Regions from separate parts of the Homo sapiens genome. Here region 1 is linked to region 2. Evidence: read pairs that join two places in POLR2A ChIA-PET (ENCODE). Cell type or tissue: CD4-positive, alpha-beta T cell. All regions are shown on one strand. Links, peaks and the distances in the headings refer to the core of each region. The heading gives the core; the rest is flanking DNA. Region 1 has its middle 160 kb from the start of SP4. Region 2 has its middle 89 kb from the start of SP4.

The links. Peaks named below come from ENCODE experiments on the same cell type or tissue, not always from the same donor. Only the 100,000 strongest peaks of a DNase experiment are listed, where the experiment ranks them.
Region 1: POLR2A ChIA-PET joins it to region 2 with 6 read pairs; 2 of 35 experiments call an interaction of 5 or more read pairs at or near these places.

Annotation. Positions count from the first base shown.
Region 1 is chr7:21,264,734-21,270,119 of GRCh38, forward strand. No RefSeq gene overlaps it. Among named protein-coding and RNA genes, the nearest start is that of SP4, 160 kb to the right of the region's middle. In CD4-positive, alpha-beta T cell, for the core only: no CTCF peak of the experiment used is centred there; no DNase peak of the experiment used is centred there.
Region 2 is chr7:21,336,681-21,342,066 of GRCh38, forward strand. No RefSeq gene overlaps it. Among named protein-coding and RNA genes, the nearest start is that of SP4, 89 kb to the right of the region's middle. RefSeq lists silencers at 2,078-2,278, 2,298-2,498. In CD4-positive, alpha-beta T cell, for the core only: no CTCF peak of the experiment used is centred there; a DNase peak (open chromatin) is centred at 2,301; H3K27ac peaks cover 840 bases.

The sequences.
Region 1 (5,386 bases), core at 236-5,235, 72 kb before region 2:
TTATATATTTATGTGACTATTCACAGACTTCTCATAGCTCATAGTTCCACCCCTCACTTCCCCACACACACTTCTAAAAGTATTATTCTATCTTTCCAACTGTGTTTCTGATGCCAACTGATACTCGTTTCAGGGAAATGGGCAAGTTGAAAAGTATAGGGGTGTACTTGCCTGCTTGATAATTTATATTAGAAAAGGCAGGGAGTTACTCTAGAAAGAAGCGGGGAAATAAATAAATTCAAACAGTTATGGGCATGGGCATAGGGTGAAAAAAATTATGGAGATCTTAGAATAAAGAAGAGAGATGTCAGGGCAGGTGGCATATATGGGAGACATTAAGAGACAAAAACAGGCTAGAGGATTTGAAAAAGTTTTATAGTGCACACTAATGTAATTCCCCTTTGACATTTTCTCCATAAATTTCATAAAATATTTTAGTTGATTTTAATTTTATCTATTTATTTGTTTGCTTATTTGTTTGCTTTACCATTATATCTTTGAATGTGACTCCTTATTTAAATTGCATTAGAGGGTGCTTCAGCTTTATATGGATTTTATTTATATATCATTCTATAATATACAAATCATACCATTCTATGAATTAAGAAATTCAGACCCAGACAGAAAAATCCAGTTCCTTTGGCACCTGAGTAGTTGTCAAAGACTTCAATGAATCAATCAGTTACTTTTCATTTTATAACAAGTCATCTCAAAACTTAGTGGCTTAAAACTACGAACAGGGCCAGGTGCAGTGGCTCATGCCTGCAATCCTAGTGCTTTGGGAGGCCGAGGCAGGAGGATCACTTGAGCCCAGGAGTTCAAGGCTGCAGTGAGCCATGATTATATCACTGCACTTCAGCCTGGGTGACAGAGTGAGACTCTGTCTCAAACAAACAAAAACTTCAAACAGTTATTATTTGTCATGATTCTGTGGGTTGGCATGGCTGCCCATAATTCACATAATAGCAGAAAGATGCCCAAAAGCCTCTTCTTGAGTTACCTTTGCTATTGTCCCATTGGCCAAAGCAAATTCTCTGGCAAAGCCCAGAATTAGTATGGGAAGTAGAGTCTATTTATTGATAGAAATTGCTGCAAATCACATTTCAAAAGGGTGTGGATAGACAGCGGGGAATGATTTGTGGCCATTGGTGCAATCTCCTATTCTCAGGGAGAGAACACGTTAGTAGTGTAGTTTATCTAATTTACAGGCCTCAATACCTAAAGTGAACTGCTATAAACTAAAAAGCAGTTAACTGGGGAGCTAGAACTACCAGTACTGGGTCTGCACAGAAAAACTTGAGTGGCTTGCCTACAAATAGTGGGACATCCTGGGTCATGGCATTTTTTGTGTGCTAAAACTGGGACAGTCTCAGGAAAACCAGTGTGGTTGATCATCCTACAATGAGTAGCAATAATTGAAAATAGCAACAGTGGAAATTATTTTGGGTCATCTTTGAATGCTTAGGAAATTCCTCCATGTTTATTTGTTTTTTGTTTCCAAAGATCCAGCTTGCTAAAGACAGGTACCCACCCTTACATGTACACAGATGTGTTATCAAATATAAACTTGCTGTAAAGGTATCAGTTGTAGAATATACCGAGAATGTAGTAGTTAGAAGGTAGATGCCAGTATTGCAACCTCCTTCAGATTTTTAGGCAAGTTATTTGGAAGAACTTGTCCATGTATGTAGCTAATTCCAGACCCTCATTTCCTCCCTCCCTGCCAAACCTGGACCTTAAATTTCCAAGTGCCCTTCCACTAGTGCAAAGCATGTATCAGAATCATTGAGAAAGCCTCAACATCAATTCCTGAAACCTTAAGCCAGACCTATTGAATCAGATTTCTAGGAAAGAGCTCCAGAAATATGTATGTCTTAGTCCATTTTCTGCTGCCAAAAGAGAATACCATAGACCAAGTAATTTATAAAGAAAATAAATGTATTTGGCTCACAATTCTGGAAACTGGGATGTCCAAGATCGAGAAGATGCATCTGGTGAAGGTGTTCTTGTGTCAAAACAGAAGGCATTACTTGGTGAGGAAGCCTAGAAAGAGAGAGAGAGGAAAAGAGGAAAAATGGGTTGCAACTTACCCACTCTCCATATAACACCCTTAATCCATTCATAAGGGTGGTGCTCCTATAACCTAATCACCCCTTGAAGTTCTTACCTAAAAGTACTGTTGCACTGAGGATTATTAAGTTTCTTAGAAATGAATTTGGGGGGACACATTCAAACTATAGCAATGGTTGGTTTGTTTGTTTGTTTGAGATGGAGTCTCACTCTGTCACCCAGGCCGGAGTGCAGTGGTGGGATCTCAGATCACTGCAACCTCCGCCTCCCACATTCAAGCAATTCTCCTGTCTCAGCTTCCTGAGTAGCTGGAATTACAGGTGTGCGCCACCACGCCTGGCTATTTTTTTTGTATTTTTAGTAGGGACGGGGATTCACCATATTGGTCAGGCTGGTCTTGAACTCCTGACCTCGTGATCCATCCTCCTCGGCCTCCCAAAGTGTTGGGATTACAGGCGTGAGCCACTGCACTCAGCCACAATGTATTTTTTAGCACCTAGAAATGAATAACAATAAACAATGCCATATGAAAAAGATCACAAGATATGAATAAAGATTTAACAAAAGAGGAATGGTCAACCAACATAGGAAAAGATCATCTCTTGAGCAGTCAGGAACATTCAAATTAACTAAGATTAATTAACTAGAACAAAAGAACATTTTATATCCATGAGACTCAGCAAAGATTTTAAAAAGTAAAACACCCATATATGGCCAGGACTCTGGAAAGCTGTGCTTTCAGAGATTCTCAGGGGAAAGTTTCGTCACTACTGTCATTGCTATAGAAAGAAATATGGCGGCATCTGCTAAAACACACACTTTCCTCTGGACACAGAAATCCCTTTTTTTTTTTTTAACATGGATCCTATAGAAATTAATCACCAGTGGTTCATTTATATATACTAGGATGTTGACAGAAGCACTGTTTACAGTAATGAAAAGCTGGAAACTCGTTAATAGTGAAATGGTTGGAGAAAACTGCAAAATAGACATTCTATTGAGTATTAAGCAGCTACTAAAAGGAATAAATTGGGTCTATATAAATTGGTCTGGAATGCCTATGACGTATTACGTAAGAAAAAAATGTGTAGCCGTTAGACTATTTTGTAAAAAAACAAAACAAAAAGATTCTGCAAAACCCTTCTATAAGTCTTTGTATATTGGTATGTATATAGCCGTTCAGACATAAGAAAATGATGTGAAAGGATAAACACCAGATTGTTAATATCGTTTCTTTTTTTTTGGAGATGGAGTTTGGGGAGTTACCAAATGGAGAAGGTGAGGAATTTTTTTTTTTAATGTGAGGGATTTTTAAAAATGTATCTTTGCTTTATCTCATTGTAGCAATAAACACTTGTTACTTTCATGATTTGTGAAATGAAATATAATAAAAATGTTAGGCTGGATGTGGTGGCTCATGCCTGTAACCCTAGCACTTTGAGAGGTCAAGGTGGGAGGATTACTTAAGCCCAGGAGTTTGAGACCAGCCTGGGCAACATAGTGAGACCCCTGTCTCTACAGAAAAATAGAAAAATTAGCTGGGCATGGTGGCACGTGCCTGTAATCCCAGCTACTTGGGAGGCTGAAGTGGGAGAATCGCTTGAGCCTGGGAGGTTGAGGCTGCAGTAAGCTATGATTGTACCACTGCACTCCAGCCTGGGTGACAGAGCCAGATACAGTCTCAAAAATAAAAATAAAAATGTTGTATTAGTTTCCTAGTGCTTCTGTAATAAATCACCATAAACTTAGTGGCTTAAAGCAACACAAATTTAATATTTTACAATAAAATGAGTAAGCAGGTTAAATAAGTAGATTTTAGCTACTCCTGTATAAAAATGTCACTATGTAAAATGATAGATATGTTAATTTGCTTCACTATAGTAACCATTTTACTATCTATATGTTTCCTGTAACATCATGTAAGACTCAAATATACACAATAAATTTTTTTTTTTTTTTTGAGACGGAGTTTCACCCATGTCGCCCAGGCTAGAGTGCAAAGGCGCAATCTCGGCTCACTGCAACCTCCACCTCCCGGGTTCAAGCAATTCTCCTGCCTCAGACTCCCAAGTAGCTGGGATTACAGGTGTACACCACCATGACCGGCTGATTTTTGGATTTTTAATAGAGACGGGGTTTCACCATGTTGGCCAGGATGGTCTTGAACTTCTGACCTCAAGTAATACACCCTTCTTGGCCTCCCAAAGTGCTGGGATTACAGTAGGGAGCCACTGCACCCAGCAGTTTTTTTTAAAAAAATGAATAGTCAGGATTGTGTTCCTTCTCGAGGCTCTGGGGAGAATCTGTTTCCTTGCCATTTCCAGCTTCTAGAAGCTGTCCATTCTTCAGCTCCAGATCCCACATCACTGGGACCTCTGCTTCCATCTTCTAGTCCTCTGCTCTGACTCTCACACTCCTGCCGTGCTCTTAGAAGGACCCTTGTGATTAGATTACACTGGATCTGTCAGATAATACGGGATAATCTCTCTTCTCAAAATCCTTAACTTAATCACATCTGCAAAGACTCTAAGGTACAATACTCACAGGGATTAGCATGTACTAACTTGAGGGTCTATAATTCGGCCCACCATAGTGTATTTTTTAAAATACCTTATTTATTTTGAAGCTCCTCAGGAAACCTGATATTCGAAAAGGCTTAGGAGCCCCTGTCCTAAGGTATTTCTCTGACTGTAGCTATAGTTTTCCCTGCTCAGAAATTGACAGATGGCAGCAATTTTTCTAGTGGATCCATTAAGGTAAGCCTAGGATTATACCATTCCTTTGTATTCTTATTAATGATGTCACATAGACATAGCCATTGTCATTGTTTGTTTCTGGAAGAGTTCATGTCTTCCCTGTTCCTACATGACTCTAATTATCTTATCAGAGGTGTCCATCGCATTAAGACATGTCCCCTTAGAAAATCTTGTCATGACCCTTTATCATCAGGCCTAACTGTCACAGAACCTCTTATGGCACAGACAAAATAAAGTTTCAGTTGATACTTACGGAGTTTTGGTTTCTCCATTAAGGGGCTCATCTTGCTGTTTCTCTAGAGTGACTGGGCCTATTATTAGGCTTGACCTCATGAGGGAGACCTTACAGAAACCAGACTATATCCGTGGATGGCCCATCTCCAGACAGACAGGAGCTGTTAAAAAGAAATAAACTTCACATTTGGTGCACTATTACTACATAAGAACTACTTTGGTTCTCCTTCTGACTGATTAGTAATACACCAGAGAAATGTTCCCACAAACAGGCAGTAGCACTCTTGTCTACTTAACTAAGTGCGTGACTGCTTTGCGTGGAGAAA
Region 2 (5,386 bases), core at 282-5,281:
TAAAGTAAAAGACATAGATTTTAAAATGCCCATTGGCATTGCCTCTCAGGTTCACATTAACCTTTCTCTCTGGAAAGGAAGTGTGGAATATGGAAACAGAGAGATACGAGTTTCAGTCTTAGCTCCACTCCCTACTCAGTACACACGTGGCCTTGGAGTTAGCTTCTCATCCACCAATTCAACCTAAAATGCTTTCTGTAGGTCACACTCTCAGCGTGCAGTCTTGAGAACAGCGGCTCCAGTGGCACCTGGAAACCTATTAGAAATGCAAATTCTTGAACCGTACCCCAGATGTACAAAATCAGAAACTGTGTTTACCAAGCCCCATAGGGTGCTGTGATACAAACTACAGTTTGAAAACCACCGAGCTGTAGAATTGGTGCAATGTGGAGAAGAGATAAAAACGTACAGAACCAAGGATAGTACTGCTAACACATGGTGGATCTTAAATAGACTGTCTGTCACCTCTACCCTTCATTCCTACCCTCACTCTGTTCTTCCTCGGCTAACCTTCTTCTAGCCTTTTTTCTTGTTTCTCAGCAATTCCCTTCCTTCTTTCTTCCCCATTCCATCACAAAGAAACACTCCAACATACTTAACTCTCCTAGGCCAATTATTGATAATGTGGTCCACATGGTGATAAAAGAACCAATTAGTCCAAATGCATTTTCCTTTCACAGAACAAAAAAAGAGCTAACTGGCTATTTAAAGTCATGTAGAAACCTCCACACACAAAGCCCAATTATTTGGCTGGATTTTTCACTTTCCAATTGCTTCTGTTGGTGCTATGTAGACAAAACCTAAACTAATTACTCTGTAGGTTTCTGGCTCTAACAGTATCAACAGAATGTGGAAGTCATAGATTGAAGATGCAGCCAAATGGGGTTCCTGGGAAGAGGAAATAAGCAATGGTTTTTCGCTTAATGTGGGTCCATATTTATTTCTAGTAAAAGCACATAATGAAAATTGCTATGTATACTTGCTGACAAACACATTGAAATGAACAGAGCATCATTACTTGGCACAATACAGTTTTTATTCCATAGCTCTTGTTTGTATGACATTTTCATCATTTACCAGAACTTTGTTTTTCTAATCACTAGATTGATAGAAGTAAATACGGAGTATCAGGAAGAAAGAAAAAGCTTGAAAACAACCAAGTGCCATGCTTTTATCAATCCCATTGCTTAATTGATAATCAGTGCATTTCCATTCAGTTTTAAACCAATTATTGTGATTTAGCTGTACAAAAGAAAACTCTCCTTTTAAGCTATTTGAAGTACTAGAAATAACTTTTAAAATGCCACAATTGAAACAGATTTGTATTAGGCAGATTATGTACAATCGAGTATTAATTCTATTCGGGCAATTGTCAAGAAGCTTCAAAAATATTGTCAGGAGAGTTTGTACTGTGATATATGGAATCGTTTTAACCCTTTTAACATCTCCCTGGTTTAAAATGTCTTTAGCACTGAGGGACTTATCAATCTTTATCTCATTTCTTTTAGGTCTATTTTTCAACGGCCCCCAGGTGCGCTGGCTTCCCTTCATGAAGGGTCAGCCTGTATTTCCTGTGCTATTCTCCACATCAGACAAAGAGGATATAAACAGCCTGAGAATCCCAGAACTGATTGCTGGGCTCCTGTGGCTCTCCTGAATTAAAATCCTCATGGCTTTGCGGAAATAGGTGAGGGCTTCTTTCTAAATTGGGAACCATATTTAGGAACTCAGGCTTGGTCCTCTGATTAATTTTCTTTTTTTCTCTTTCTTTCTTCTTTTATTGTTATTATTATTACTATTATACATTTTATAAAGATTTGCAATGTATCAAGCATCGTTGAGTAAATCTCCACCCGAAATTCAACCATGTAAAATGCTAGGTTATTGCCAGGTTGGTAAAATGATCTGAGCCGGCCAAATTGTAGCCAGGCAGATGGGAGCTCCAGAGCCAGGGAGACAATTGCCAATTACACGATATCTGAAATTTACATCACTGGGGCATTTTGGAATATTTTTACATATATTACATCAGTTAATTCTGACAGAACCTTATGAGGGAGATATGTCTGTTACTCCCATTTGACAGATGAGAATGTTGCCATTCAAAGAGGTCAGGTACTTTGCACAAGGAAGCAGATCATTGTCATTCTCATCTCTAGCCCAGATGTGACTCACTCAACAGCCCTAGCTTTCATCCACCATTCTGTAATTTCCTGTCTTTGTCACTCTCCTTAAAGCTAAAAACCTTACCCAGAACCCCAGCTTGGTGTAAAAACAGACTTTCCCAGTAACACCAGAAGTTCCAAAAACTACAGAACTCTGCCTCTCCTTTGCACCCAGTGTCACGCTCTTTCTGCCTGATAAGACCTTATAACCTCTTTCAGGAACCACCCACTTCCCATGTTGAGTGCCGCTTGAATCACACGAAGTGGTGTTAACACTTATGATATGATCTTAACCGAGTAGCTTGGCCTCTCTTATCTCAGCTTCCTCTTCAGCAAAATGAGTATAATAATAATAGTCATGTACTTTTGTCATGTGGATCACAGATAGCATAGATGTAAAGCCCCTGCTCTAGTACCCTAGGGACCTAGGTGCTCAATCAATGAATGGTACCATCCTTGTTTTTGCCAGTGCAGCTACCAGTTTCTCTATAGTTTTTTTTTTTAATTTTTAAAATTATTATACTTTAAGTTCTGGGGTACATTTGCCAAACATGCCAAACGTTACATAGGCATACGTGTGCCATGGTGGTTTTCTGCACCCATCAACCCATCATCTACATTAGGTATTTCTCCTAATGTTATCCCTCCCATTGCCCCCCCATCCCTCCCATTGCCCTGATGTGTGATGTTCCCCTCCCTGTGTGCTTGTGTTCTCATTGTTCATCTCCCACTTATGAGTGAGAACATGCAGTGTTTGGTTTTCTGTTCCTATGTTAGTTTGCTGAGCATGATGGTTCCCAGCTTCATCCATGTTCCTGCAAAACACATGAACTCATTCTTTTTTATGGCTGCATAGTAGTCCATGGTGTATATGTGCCGCATTTTCTTTAACCAGTCTATCATTGATGGGCATTTGGGTTGATTCCAAGTCTTTGTCATTGTGAATAGTGCTGCAATAAACATACATGTGCATGTATCTTTATTGTAGAATGATTTATAATCCTTTGGGTACATACCCAGTAGTGGGATTGCTGGGTCAAATGGTATTTCTGGTTCTAGATCCTTAAGGAATCACCACACTGTCTTCCATAATGGTTGAACTAATTTACACTCCCACCAACAGTGTGAAAGCCTTCCTATTTCTCCACATCCTTGCCAGCATCTGTAGTTTCCTGACTTTTTAATAATCACCATTCTAACTGGAATGAGATGGTATGTCATTGTGGTTTTGTTTTGCATTTCTCTAATGACCAGTGATGATGACCTTTTTTTTCATGTTTGTTGGCTGCATAAATGTCTTCTTTTGAGAAGTGTCTGTTCATATCCATCGCCCACTTTTCGATGGGGTTGTTTGTTTTATTCTTGTAAATTTGTTTATGTTCCTTGTAGATTCTGGATATTAGCACTTTGTCAGATAGATAGATTGCAAAAATTTTCTCCCATTCTGTAGGTTGCCTGTTCACTCTGCTGATAGTTTCTTTTGCTGTGCAGAAGCTCTTTAATTTAATTAGATCCCTTTTGTCTATTTTGGCTTTTATTGACATTGCTTTTGGTGTTTTAGTCTTGAAGTCTTTGCCCATGCCTATGTCCTAAATGGTATTGCCTAGGTTTTTGTCTAGAGTTTTTGTAGTTTTAGGTCTTACATTTAAATCTTTAATCCATCTTGAGTTAATTTTTGTATAAGTTGCAAGGAAGGGGTCCAATTTCAGTTTTCTGCATATGGCTAGCCATTTTTCCCAGCACCATTTATTAAACAGAGCATCCTATCCCCATTGCTTGTTTGTGTCAGGTTTGTCAAAAATCAGATGGTTGTAGATGTGTGGTGTTATTTCTTCGGCCTCTGTTCTGTTCCACTGGTCTATATAGCTGTTTTGGTACCAGTACCATGCTGTTTTGGTTACTGCAGCCTTGTAGTATAGTTTGAAGGCAGGTATTGTAATGCCTCCAGCTTTGTTCTTTTTACTTAGGATTGTCTTGGCTGTGCAGGCTCTTTTTTGGTTCCATATGAAATTTAAAGTAGTTTTTTCTAATTCTGTGAAGAAAGTCAATGGTAGCTTGATGGGAATAGCATTGAATCTATACATTACTTTGGGCAGTATGGCCATTTTCACAATATTGATTCTTCCTATCCATGGGCATGGAATGTTTTTCCATTTGTTTGTTCCCTCTCTTCTTTCCTTGAGCAGTGGTTTGTAGTTCTCCTTGAAGAGGTCCTTCACATCCCTTGTAAGTTATATTCCTAGGTATTTTATTCTCTTTGTAGCAATTGTGAATGGGAGTTCACTCATGATTTGGCTCTCTATTATTGGTGTATAGGAATTCTTGTGATTTTTGCACATTGATTTTGTATGCTGAGACTTTGCTGAAGTTGCTTATCAGCTTAAGAAGTTTTTGGGCTGAGACAATGGGGTTTTCTAAATATACAATTTTGTCATCTGCAAACAGAGATCATTTGAATTCCTCTCTTTCTATTTGAATACCCTTCATTTCTTTCTCTTGCCTGATTGCCCTGGCCAGAACTTCCAATACTATGTTGAATAGGAGTGGTGAGAGAGGGCATCCTTGTCTTGTGTTAGTTTTCAAAGGGAATGCTTCCAGCTTTTTGCCCATTCAGTATGATATTGGCTGTGAGTTTGTCATAAATAGCTCTTATTTTTGAGATATATTTCATTAATGTCTAGTTTATTAAGAGGTTTTAGCATGAAGGGGTGTTGAATTTTATCAAAGGCCTTTTCTCCATCTATTGAGATAATCATGTAGTTTTTGTCATTGGTTCTGTTTATGTGATGAATTATGTTTATTGATTTGCGTATGTTGAACCAGATTTGCATTCCAGGGATGAAGCCGACTTGATCGTGGTAGATAAGCTTTTTAATGTGCTGCTGCTGGATTCGGTTTGCCAGTATTTTATTGAGGATTTTTGCATCGGTGTTCATCAGGGGTATTGGCCTGAAATTATCTTTTTTTGTTGTGTCTCTGCCAGGCTTTGGTATCAGAATGATGCTGGCCTCATAAAATGAGTTAGGGAGGAGTCTCTCTTTTTGTGTTGTTTGGAATAGTTTTAGAAGGAATGGTATGAGCTCCGCTTTGTACCTCTGGTAGAATTCGGCTGTGAATCCATCTGGTCCTGGGCTTTTTTTAGTTGGTAGGCCATTAATTATTGCCTCAATTTTAGAACTTGTTATTGGTCTATTCAGGGATTTGACTTCTTCCTGGCTTAG